Linked DNA regions of Homo sapiens: region 1 is linked to region 2. The links are chromatin loops, found by intact Hi-C in ENCODE. Cell type or tissue: psoas muscle. All regions are shown on one strand. Links, peaks and the distances in the headings refer to the core of each region. The heading gives the core; the rest is flanking DNA. Region 1 holds the start of PRKAR1B-AS2 (PRKAR1B antisense RNA 2). Region 2 has its middle 51 kb from the start of FOXL3-OT1.

Region 1 (5,365 bases), core at 283-5,282, 220 kb after region 2:
ATGCCCGGCAGGAGCCCCGAGTGGTGCAGGAAGGGCTCCCCGATACGAGGGGACCCCGATCTGGGGCCGACGCCAGGGAAGCACCGGAGCCCAGGCCCGCTGTGCTCATAGCCCAGACCAGAGACCGTCTGGACACCCCCCGGGAGGAGACACACTAGGAAGCCCATCTCTTCCTATGCGGGACGCCACACGCGTGTGCAGGCAGTGAGCCGGAGTCTCGAGGCTCGCTGTGGAGTCAGGGAGGCCAGGAAAAGGCACATGCACCCCAAGTCCCTTATGTGAAGTTCTACAAGAGACAAATATATTCATTTTACTTAAATAAATATTTTAGGCTGGGCACGGTGGCTCACACCTGTAATCCCAATACTTTGGGAGGCCAAAGAAGGAAGATTCCTTGAGCCCAGGTGTTCAAGGTCAGCCTGCGCAACATGGCAAGACCCCATCTCTACAAAAAGTAAATTAGCTGGACGTGGTGGTACCTGTGGTCCCAGCTACTCAGGAGGCTGAGGCAGGAGGATCACTGCAGCCCAGGAGTTGGAGACCAGCCTGGCTAGCAAAGCAGGACCCTGTCTCTAATAATGACAAGGTTTGGCGGTGTCCCCACCCAAATCTCATCTTGAGTTGTAGCTCCCATAATCCCCACGTGTTGTGGGAGGGACCCAGGGGGCGGTAACTGAATCATGGCATGGGGTGACGGTTTTATAAGGGGCTTTCCCCGCTTTGTTCAGCTTTCATTCTCTTTCCTGCTGCCCTGTGAAGAGGTACCTTCCACCATGATTGTAAGTTTCCTGAGACCTCCCCAGCCAGGCAGAATCACAAGCGATTAAACCTCTTTTCTTTATAAATTACCCAGTCTCGGGCATTTCTTCATAGCAGTGTTAGAATGAACTAATACAAATAATAATAATAATAATAATAATAATAATAAATATATTTTAAAAGAAACTTTGTATCACGACCATAAATGGAAACTGCTATCACTTTCCATAAATTAAAAAGTAACTAAAAGATTAAGCACAGCTGGAAAGGTGTTCAACACACGAGCTTAACCCAGGCTTCCCCCTGACCTGGCCAGGAACAAATGGGACTGAGGAGGCTCCTGTCCTGCACCTTGGGCCAGGTCATCAGCACCAAAATCGGGCCGCAGACCAAGAGTCGAAGAGTCTGGGTCCAGCCTCAGCTCTGCAATGCACCAGCCAGTCTCAGGCAAGGCCCATAGCTGCTCCAGCCTCAGCTGCCTCATCTGTTATATGGGACAACGCCAACCAATGCTACAGAGCGGCGGTGAGGCCAGATTACCCCAGCTCCAGGAGTTCCAGCACGTCAAACGGGACAGTCATCATGAGGGCGGCGGCCATGAGTGAACGTAAGAGTGGACAGACACCAAATGCCTTCTCAGGGCCACGGGGGCCACGACACGTTCCTCCCTCCAGTGAGACTCCTCAGAGCCTGGAAAATTCAGGCTCACTCCAGTGCCTTTACGTTTCCTGTGCACACATTTCCTGCCTGTGTGCTTCTGGACTTAGGCAGAAGCAGAATCCTATACATACACACACACGTGTGAACACACACACATACACACAGATGCATATTTGTGCACGCAAACACCTGCGCACACACACACTGGTACGTGCATACATGCACACACACCCCACACACAGGCACACAAACACACACACACACACACCTGTGCACACACACACGGGTACGTGCATACACACATGCACACACACCCCACACACATGCACACACAGGCACACAAACCTGTGCGCACACACCTAGGCACAAACACACAGGCACACACGCCTGTGCACACACACACACACACATCCACAGAGGATGCAAGCAGCCCCTGCCTCTAAAGCACTCCCAGGTGCTCTGTGATTTCTCCTGAATAAATAAGCCCCATGGATGCATTTTTATGTTTTTTTAAGCAACCGTTGCAATAACTGTTTTTTCCACATGGAAGGCAATTTCACCTGAAGCTCCCTTCCACCCAAATCCCTTCCTGCTCCCTCAGGCGGTGACTCCTCGGAGCGCTCCTGAGCTGCGTGCAGGCTCCGGGTGTCTTGGAGGTGACCGAGCTGTCCCTCTGCCGTTTGTTTCGGGAGGCTGAGCCACTTCCCCGCAATCATCCCCTGCCCGCTCCTCAGGCCCGGCTGGCCGAGACGGAACTGATGTACGTCACACACCCTGGGCTGCAAACTGTCCTCGGGACGACAGCGAAAACACACTTCAGCGGGCGAGCCGCCCAAGGTCAGCTCCTGTGCCAGCGTTTAATGGATCATCCATGAGGTCTGGGGCCCGGCAAAGGCACGGCCCAGCAGCTTCCGTGGGAAACAAGCCGTTCCCGCGGACGTCGGCGCCAGGGCTTGGGGTGGGAACAGGTGCGGGGCTGCGTCCGCCCCCGCCTGCATGCCAGAGTGAGGCAGGCCTGGCCCCGTGTGAGACGAGCCTTTCCTTCTGCAAACCCAGTTATCCCCTCGGTTGTCTCTGCAGCCAGGCACTGTCCGTCCCGGGACCTACGCAGCTGCCATGGAAGCTCCGGTGGGTGCTCCCGGCGCGGCCGGGGGGTGGGGGTGACGAGATGCCTGTGGCTGCGCCAGCAACCACGGTTAGGTGAGAAGCGTGGAAGGAAAGGGGCATGTGGCTGCCCGGGCCTTGCCCTCAATGCCCTTCTGTGGCCCAGTTACTCCCGGCCATCTGTGTGGGAGTCTCTGCAGGTTCCGGGGAACCAGGGCGAGCACAGGCCCCAGGCTACAGAGGCTCCTGCTGCCTGCCAGGCGGGGAGGTGGGGGCAGCCATTCCTGCTCCAGCCCCAGGCACCTCTCAGGGTGGGTGGGTGGGAGTGCTCACTGCCTGTGGTTTGTGTGGCTTCAACCCCAAGCGTCCCAGTGAGGGCCCTGTCGCCTCCAGCTCCACAGGCCCAGCCCAACTCCTCGTCTGCCCCCATTAGGCATCTCTGTCCACAGGACTCCTCCCAGACGACGGCAGACACCTCCCTCGGCCTCACCTCCCAACCAGGGGTCACCAGCACTGAGGATTCTGCCCCCTGCAGAGCCTGGAACGCGTCCCTTCCAGCCCTCTCCACCAGGCCTGCACTCATCACCTGCAGGTGGGCCAAGCCCCGGCCTCCAGGGCCTCTCACACCCTTTCCTCCATTACTGCCCCTCCATCTGCCTGGTCACACCAGGTTCCAGAAAGAGCTCTTAAAGGGTCTCTGTCACACACAGATCACAACCAATCTGCCCATCATAGCTTTGCGGCCAGCAGCATTTCATCTTCCCTCCAGCTGTTCTCTTCCTCCCTGGATCTTCTTTGCAAGGCCATGGGGTCCATGCCCCCCAACCATGACTCCCTCCACCATGCTGACCCCCGGCCAGGATGTCCTGACCCCAGCTGAGATGCCCAGACACCAGCAGAGATGCCCTGACCCTCGCCCGCCATTTCAGCTGTTGCTTTCTCAGCCAAGTCTCAATCTTTGGATGAACAGACATTGAGTCCTTCCAGGTACTGACCAGGGTGCTGGACACCAGAAACCTAACGGGCGCTGATGAAATCTCCACTGTGACTTCACAGCAACCCCAACCCTTCCACACACCAGCACCTCTCATCCCAGGAGAGCCTGGGCCCGGAACTGACACGGCTTCTGCTTCCTGGGATCAAACATGCCCCCAGCCCTCCAGGCAGCCACCAGGGCAGGTGCAGGTGGGCAGGCACCTAGACCCAACCCGGAGCTGATGCCCCGTGCCCTCGGCCCCCACCCTGAGGGTCCTCTGAGAGCACCTGCCAGGTCAGGCTGCAAGTCCGCCCCAGGACCCCCTCCACGGGATACCCCAGTTTTCTTTTCCAATGAGCCTAAAAACCCTCCACAGGCTGCCTCTGCAGACACCATTCCTTAGGCCAGAAGGGAAAGGAAAGGAAGGGGTGCCACTGCTGAGAGCCCAGGCTGTGCACTGTCCACTCAGCAGGCGTCCAACAGCCCCCCGGCTTGGGTGGGCCAAGACCCACAATGTCCCAGCCCCAGGGGGCCCCAAGCTGCTTCAGCCTCTGCAACCTCTGCACGCTGGGTGTGTGTGTGCATGCATGTGTGCACGTGTGAGTGCGTGCACAGGTGTGTGTATGGGTGTGTTATTGTGTGCACAGGTATGTGTATGCACTGTGTGTGTGCATGTGTGCCAGAACAGAAGTCTGTGTGAGCATGTGTGCACGTGTGCATACATGCATGTCTGTGCGGTGTGTGCATGTGTGTGTGTGCATGGGTCTGCTTGGAGTGTGTATGTACGTGTGTGTGCTCAGGTGTGCATGCATGTCTGTATGTACATGTGTGTACGTGTGTGTGCACAGGTGTGCCTGTGTCCATGTGCACACGGATCAGTGTGTGTGCATGGGTTGTGGGTGTGCATGGGTTGTGGGTGTGTATATGTGCATGTGTGCACACGTGTGCATGGGTGAGTATGTGCGTTGGTGTGCATGGGTGCACACTGGCTGATTATGTTCTAAAGAGGCAGAAAGCACTTTCCAGCCTGGCCCGGCTCCAGCCTCCTCCATTGACAATTCAGCAGCCCCCCTCTGCCCGCTCCCCACTTCCCGTTCTGATCCTGGTGTTCCCAAAGGGTCTCCTCCCTCCCTGTTCAGTCTCCCCACAGAGACCATACCCCACGCAGCCACCACCCATCATTCTGGACCTGGCCCTCAGCCCAGTGGGCCCCTCCGGGTCCAGCCAGAGCTGTGGCTCCTGGACACCCCTGTGGGAACCTGAGACTTGGAATCTGGATGGACGGGAGGTGGGGCCAGGGTGGGACACAGGCCGCCGCCCCCAGCGTCAGCCCATCCAGCCTCAGGCCTCCTCCCAGGTCCTCCCGTGGCTCCGTGGCCAGCCTCAACCTCCGCCGCCAGCCTCAACCTCCGCCCTTGCTCCCTCTGGGAGGACTCTGTGTTCCCAGCAATCCTGGCCCTGTCTCCGTGGCTCGAAGCTTTGCACTGCCTTCCAGGCAAGCCTGTGGCTCGGAGCTTTGCACTGCCTTCCAGGCAAGCCCACGTCCTCTCCACGTGGGCAGTCACACACTCAGGTCCCCGCCCCACCGCATTCAGGCCCTCGACTCCAGCCACAGTGACACCTCTGTGCCTCTGCACACAAATGTTCCCTCAGCCTGGAGGGCATTCCTAGGCCTCTTCCCGCAGCATCCCCAGAAACTGCCCAGGGCGCCAGCACTGACTCCGGCAGTGCCCAGATGCATCTATAAATCCTCACAGCTCAGGGGAGGGGGGATCGGCCGGCCAGGACCAACAGGCCCAGGGCCCAGGGCACTGGCCCCCAAAAGCACTTCCAGAGTGAACTCCCGAGACGAACACATCAGCTTTG
Region 2 (5,365 bases), core at 256-5,255:
TGTTCCCTCTGTGACCTCCCAAAGCCCAAGCTTCAGTTTCTCTCTTAGTCAGTCCATCTTCCAGAGAAACTTAGCTTTCAGCAGAATCTCCTTTCTTTCTTAATTTTTTTTCTTTTTTTGCGACAGGGTCTTGCTCAGTCACCCAGGCTAGAGTGCAGTGGCGTGATCATAGTTCACTGCGGACTTGACCTCGTGGGCTCAAGGGATCCTCCGCCCTCAGCCTCCCAAGTAGGTGGGACTACAAGTGCACGCTGCCACACCCAGCTAATTTTTAAATGTTTTGTAGAGACCAGGTCTTGCTATGTTGCACAGGCTGGTCTTAAACTCCCAGCTTCAAGCCTTAGCCTCCAGATCCTTCTGCCCAGCCAGAACATTCCCAGATGGAACCAGGTGCCTTTTCCCCATTATACTCCACTCCCCTCTCACTGGTGCACCCCCAGTGCATCCCAGCACCTTGCCCAGCACACACTCAGTGCCCAGAAATCATTCACTGGGGGCTTGGATGGCCAAAGCCCATACCAGCCCCTCCTCCCCAGAGGCGGCCCTCCATCCCCAGGCTGCTCCAAGCTCCGTAGGAAACAGACCACATGCCTCCCTCACAGCACTGGGAAATTCCTGGAGGCGGCCACCATTTGGGGCCTGCCATCTTCCCACAGGGGCCTCGGAGGAAGCCCCAAGACCCAGCCTCTGGCTACCTTGTGACATCCTCTCCTAAAGGACTGGCCTAAGCAGGAGAGCAATTGGATCCCAGCACGGGTCTCACTTTGGATTTGCCAAAATCAGGACTTAAGGCAACGGTTCGGTGGAGGATGTGCTTTGGGAGGTGGTCTCAGAAGCACAGGGAAGGTGTGGGTTGAAGACCCACAGAGGAGCAGGTTCTGCTGCAGGCAGCTGGGGCTCCACCGTGCTGGCAACCCCTGAGGAGCTGTTGTGAAACACACCTCGACGCCACCCTATGGAGGGACAGGAATCCCGGGGCATCTCCAGGACTGGCATCTGTCACTGGCCTGAGGTTGCCCCTGGAAACAATAACACCTGGCACTTTGGGGCTGTCCTGAGTGAGGCTGAAAACGTTTCCAGCCCCCTATGCGAAGCTGCAGTGGCATACAGGGACCTGAGAGAGGCGTCAGTCAGGGTGCACGGGAGCCGTCCGATGCACCTGCAAGTGGACTGAAAGGGGACCCAAGGGGCCGTGGGTCAGTAGGCTTAGTGTCTATTAAAGCAACAAATCCCTCTGAGGGAGGAACGGCACCATCTGTGTGGCACCCCTCTACGCGGCACACGGGAGGGTGCAGTGAGTGTGCCATGCACAGGAATATGATAGCGACCTTGCCCGAGGGTTACTGAGGAACAGGGAAAAGGCTGTGTGAGGCTCCTGGGCATCTCATCGGAATACATTACCGTGCACAGCAGGGCTTAACGCAACAGAAGGGCGTCTGAACTGAGGAGGCCGGCAGGGTGGGTCCCCCTGAGGGCCACGAGGGAGCGTCGGCTCCAGGCCCCTCCCGCCTCCGGTGCTGGCCGCGGTCCTTGCCACTCCTTGTCTTCTGGCCATGCCACTCGGATCTCTGTCTCCATGTCTCTGTGGCCCGCTTCTCTCTGTTCTCCTCTTCTGATAAGGACACTTGTCATTTGATTTACGGCCCACTGGACATCCAAGAGGATTCCAGCTTGAGGTCCTCAGCTAATTACATCTGCGAAGACCCTGTTTCCAAAGGTCACATTCGAGGGTTTGGGTGGGCACGAATTTTGAGGGGATACCGTCCGATCCGGTGCAGGGACTTTCCAGCCGCAGGCTCTAGGGAAGGCTCTGTGCTAAAATGCATCCCCGGTTCACACTGCAGGGCAGGAGTGTGCGGGCGGAAGGAGCCATGCTGTTGAGGGGCCTGGGTAACTGTATAACCTGAGGGTCTCCATGTTTTCCGGCCTGCGTGGGTGCCTCTTCCACGTGAGCTCTCCCACCCCCCCACTCCAGAGGGGCGTCCCCTCAAATTGTCATCTCTCACCACCCTGGACTCTTCAGGGCAAACCGAGCACTGCTTAATGGAAACATTGTTTCTTCAGAGGTGACAATTCCCCCACACCAGCGTCGTCTCCAGCCTGGGTAGTCGAAGTGGGGTTCCTGGGCCTGCAGCTCCAGCATCACAGGGCTCCGCCCCGACCTCCTAAATCACAAGACCCTCAGGCGATTCCTGCATTTGACAATGTGTGAGAAGCACCGGCCTGTGTGGCCAAATCAACGGACAAATTCTCCCCCGGCATCCACGCTTGTCCCCCGGCATCCACGCCTGACCCTAGTGGTCTTCATCTGGTCCAGAGCTGCCCGAGGAGACAGGACAGAATGCAGCAGTAAGGACGACATTTCCTTCTGCTCACGGGTCCACACCAGGCATGTTTCTGACAGCAAGGGTCCCCAGCAGCCCTCAACACTCCAGAGATACTGGGATCCGGTGTGTAGGTTCCCACTACCCCTGCTCACTTCAATGACTCCAAACTTTTTCTGACCATCAAGCATGTTTTTCTAGAAACCCTGTCTTGCCGGGGCAGGTGTTATCAGCCACGTCCTGGTCTGTCCTGCAAAAGGAGGAAATGGCCACGCGCCACCTCCTAGTTCACCTGCACCTGTGTGGGCAGGTCCCGTGCACCCTGACTGCTGCCACACCTGCTGGGGCGTGAGGACTTTCTCGGGCCCCTCGATGTGGCTGTGTGTCCAGCTCCCAGGCACTCAGCGCCCTGTCCCTTGTCCCCTGTCTCCCGCCCCCTTGTTTACCAGTGGGGAAGACAGGCCTGGCCGGTGGGGGTGTGAGTCTGTCCCTGGCCCCAGCTGTGGAGCAGCTGAGCTCATTGGAAACCAGGCTGCGGGCCTGAATGCAGCCCTTGTCTCCTGGCCCCTGTTAATAGCCTCTATAACTGCCCAGCATTTCTATTGACTCAAGATAAGTTCCGGGGGCCGGAGAACAGCTCACTGTTTGGCACATGTCTGCTGGCCAGGCCTGGCCAGACCGGGATGGCAGGGTTTGGTGAGTCCTGCAGGCCAGGCCCCAGCGGTTGGTGCTGGCAGCTCAGCAAACAGCCTGCCCGGGCCACATGTTGCCCTCCTTATCCCTCGGGCCCCGGCCAGTAACCTTGCGGCGATTACACTATCAGCCTCCCTTGGCAGTGCCAGCGTGTGACACACGTCACATGTTCTCGAAACTCTGTCCAGAAACAGGTGTTCGAGGTGACATCATATCTGACCAGAGATCACTAAGTCTTCCGACTTCTATCAATATTTGCATTTCCAGCTCCACGGAGAATCTAATCAGACTTCTGATGACACCTGCCGTGTTTCTGACCCACTGTGCTCCTGGCTGTGGGTATCGAGCCCCCGTCTCCACTCATTTTGGATTTTTACCCTCCTGAGGGCCTAGTGAGCTGACAGGAAGGGCCTCTGGGGTGGCCAGATGAGGGGAGCAGAGCCAGGGGGTCAGGAAGGAGGCCCTGGAGCAGGAAGAGGTGGGGTCCAGGCTGCAGGCCTCAGCCTGGGTAGGAAGAGCCCTTGCTGGGCCCTTGGCCTTTGGTGGCTCTGTCCACACCTCTCCAGGACAGAAGCTCAACATGCAGGCCCCAAGCGCAGCGGAAGACCCAGACTCCAATGGCCAAATCAGGCCCAGTCCACAAGTGCATCCCAGAGGCCGGAGCAGGGCAGCCCTTGGCCACCAGACAAGAGCCAACACTCTGAACCACCACGGATGGGTCCCTGCTCTAGCGGAGGAAACCGCACCCTTTTTAAAAGAAAGAAGCAGAAATAAGAAAACAGAGCCCCGTGGCACCTGCAGGCGGTGGCGTCTCTCAGGCCTCTGGAGCTCAGGCTCTGGGGAGGGGTGAAGCCCCTCGTGGGCAGTGAGTCCCCTCTCAACCAGCCCCAGAGGGCCCCAGAACCCCAGAGAAACTCCCAGCAGCATCTGGGGTTGTATCGAGAAGCCACGAATTGGAGATAACGCCCACCTAATGTCAGAACAAATACGAGGCTGAAACCAGAGAGGCCTGGGAGAGATAAGACAGGCGCTCGCCCGGGCCGTGACCCCCGGCCACCCGCACCCCCATCCCAGCCCAGGAGAAACAAAGCCTCCAGAGCCTCCCGCGTTAATCATTTCTGGGCAGTCCGGGGCAGGGAGGCCCCGTTTCTTGGCTCCCTGGAGGCCCCGCCTGCCAGACCAGGCCAGACCTCGAGGTTTCTGGGGGTTCCCGTGCCTGGAACCCAGCACCGTGAGACCAGAGGACCCAGCAGTGAAGGAGGCAAACCCTGTCCCCGAGCTGCACACGCTGGAGCTGCACACGCTGGAGCTGCACACGCTGAGGGTCAAACGTGACATGCAGGCTATTCAGAGAACCACACAACCACACTAGTTAGCGGACAAAGGGCGGCGTGCCCTGAAGCCCGGGGCCGTACAGCACTGTGGGGTTCCTCACAGGCAAGGGGGATGCGGTAACAGCTTGAAGACGCACATTCCGACTTCAGGAAGCGCCATGAGGCCGGGAAGGGCTCCGTGCCTGTCCCTGGCTGAGGCTTCACTGGGCATATGAGGAGCATGAGAGGGACAAGCTCCTCCAAACCCAGGCCCATGTTGAAGTCAGTGTCCCCCAGCTCCCCTGCTGAAAGAACTGGGTGTGACTGGGCAGGGGAGGGAAGGGGAGGGGAGGGCCTCTCAGGATTCCGAGGAGTCTGTGCTCATGGGGATGCCCAGGCCGCCCCCCAGCCACTGGCAGAGAGGAGCCGTGGTGCCCAAGCCAGGCGGTGGGTCAGAGGCCGAGCGGAGCCTGGCTGGCTGGCTGTCCATGGGCGGCCTCGGTCCGGTTCTTGTCCATTCTTGTCCAGGGCAGTGAAGCTCAGCCCTGCAGAAGCCGAGTGGCTGGGGGGAGCCTGCTTGCACCCACCCGCGGGCAGAAAAGACGCCCTGGCTGGGTGGGGCGGGGAGTCTAACCCCTGCCCTGGCAGGTCAGGTCTGCGGCAACTTCTCCGACATGGGGGGCAGGTGGTCTTCTGGGCCAGGCTGGGAGTTGGCAACTGGGAGAGGGAGCAGGAGGAGAGGGAGGCTGAGGGCCCTGGGGGCCACTAACAGGGGAGATGGGGAGGGCCAGAGTCGCCCCCACAGCGGCCACAGGACAGGACAGCGGCGGGACAGTGGCTGAACCCAGTCCCAGGTGCCAGGTGCTCCTCACCTGTGGTGGAGGACTCCACGCACACGCCAGTGGGATCTTCCTTCGAACGGACACATTCCAGGGGAGTGTAGATTATTGGGCTCACACAGAGGAAGTCGGGAAGCACAGATCAGGACCTGGGAACCCCGTTCAAGACCAAGCAAAGACCTGGGCCACAGAGCAG

What was found. Hi-C counts contacts between places; a loop is a spot of excess contacts. Peaks named below come from ENCODE experiments on the same cell type or tissue, not always from the same donor. Only the 100,000 strongest peaks of a DNase experiment are listed, where the experiment ranks them.
Region 1: a loop joins it to region 2, with 1.8 times the contacts of the local background. A loop is called at or near these places in 1 of 110 quality-filtered maps.

What each region holds. Positions count from the first base shown.
Region 1 is chr7:559,464-564,828 of GRCh38, forward strand. All of the region lies in intron 9 of PRKAR1B (protein kinase cAMP-dependent type I regulatory subunit beta), which reads right to left. PRKAR1B-AS2 (PRKAR1B antisense RNA 2) reads left to right here and starts at 2,495. Exons shown (of 2, transcript NR_132384.1): 1 at 2,495-2,547. In psoas muscle, for the core only: no CTCF peak of the experiment used is centred there; a DNase peak (open chromatin) is centred at 2,257.
Region 2 is chr7:339,294-344,658 of GRCh38, forward strand. No RefSeq gene overlaps it. Among named protein-coding and RNA genes, the nearest start is that of FOXL3-OT1, 51 kb to the left of the region's middle. RefSeq lists an enhancer at 4,300-4,929. In psoas muscle, for the core only: no CTCF peak of the experiment used is centred there; a DNase peak (open chromatin) is centred at 3,088; H3K27ac peaks cover 1,439 bases.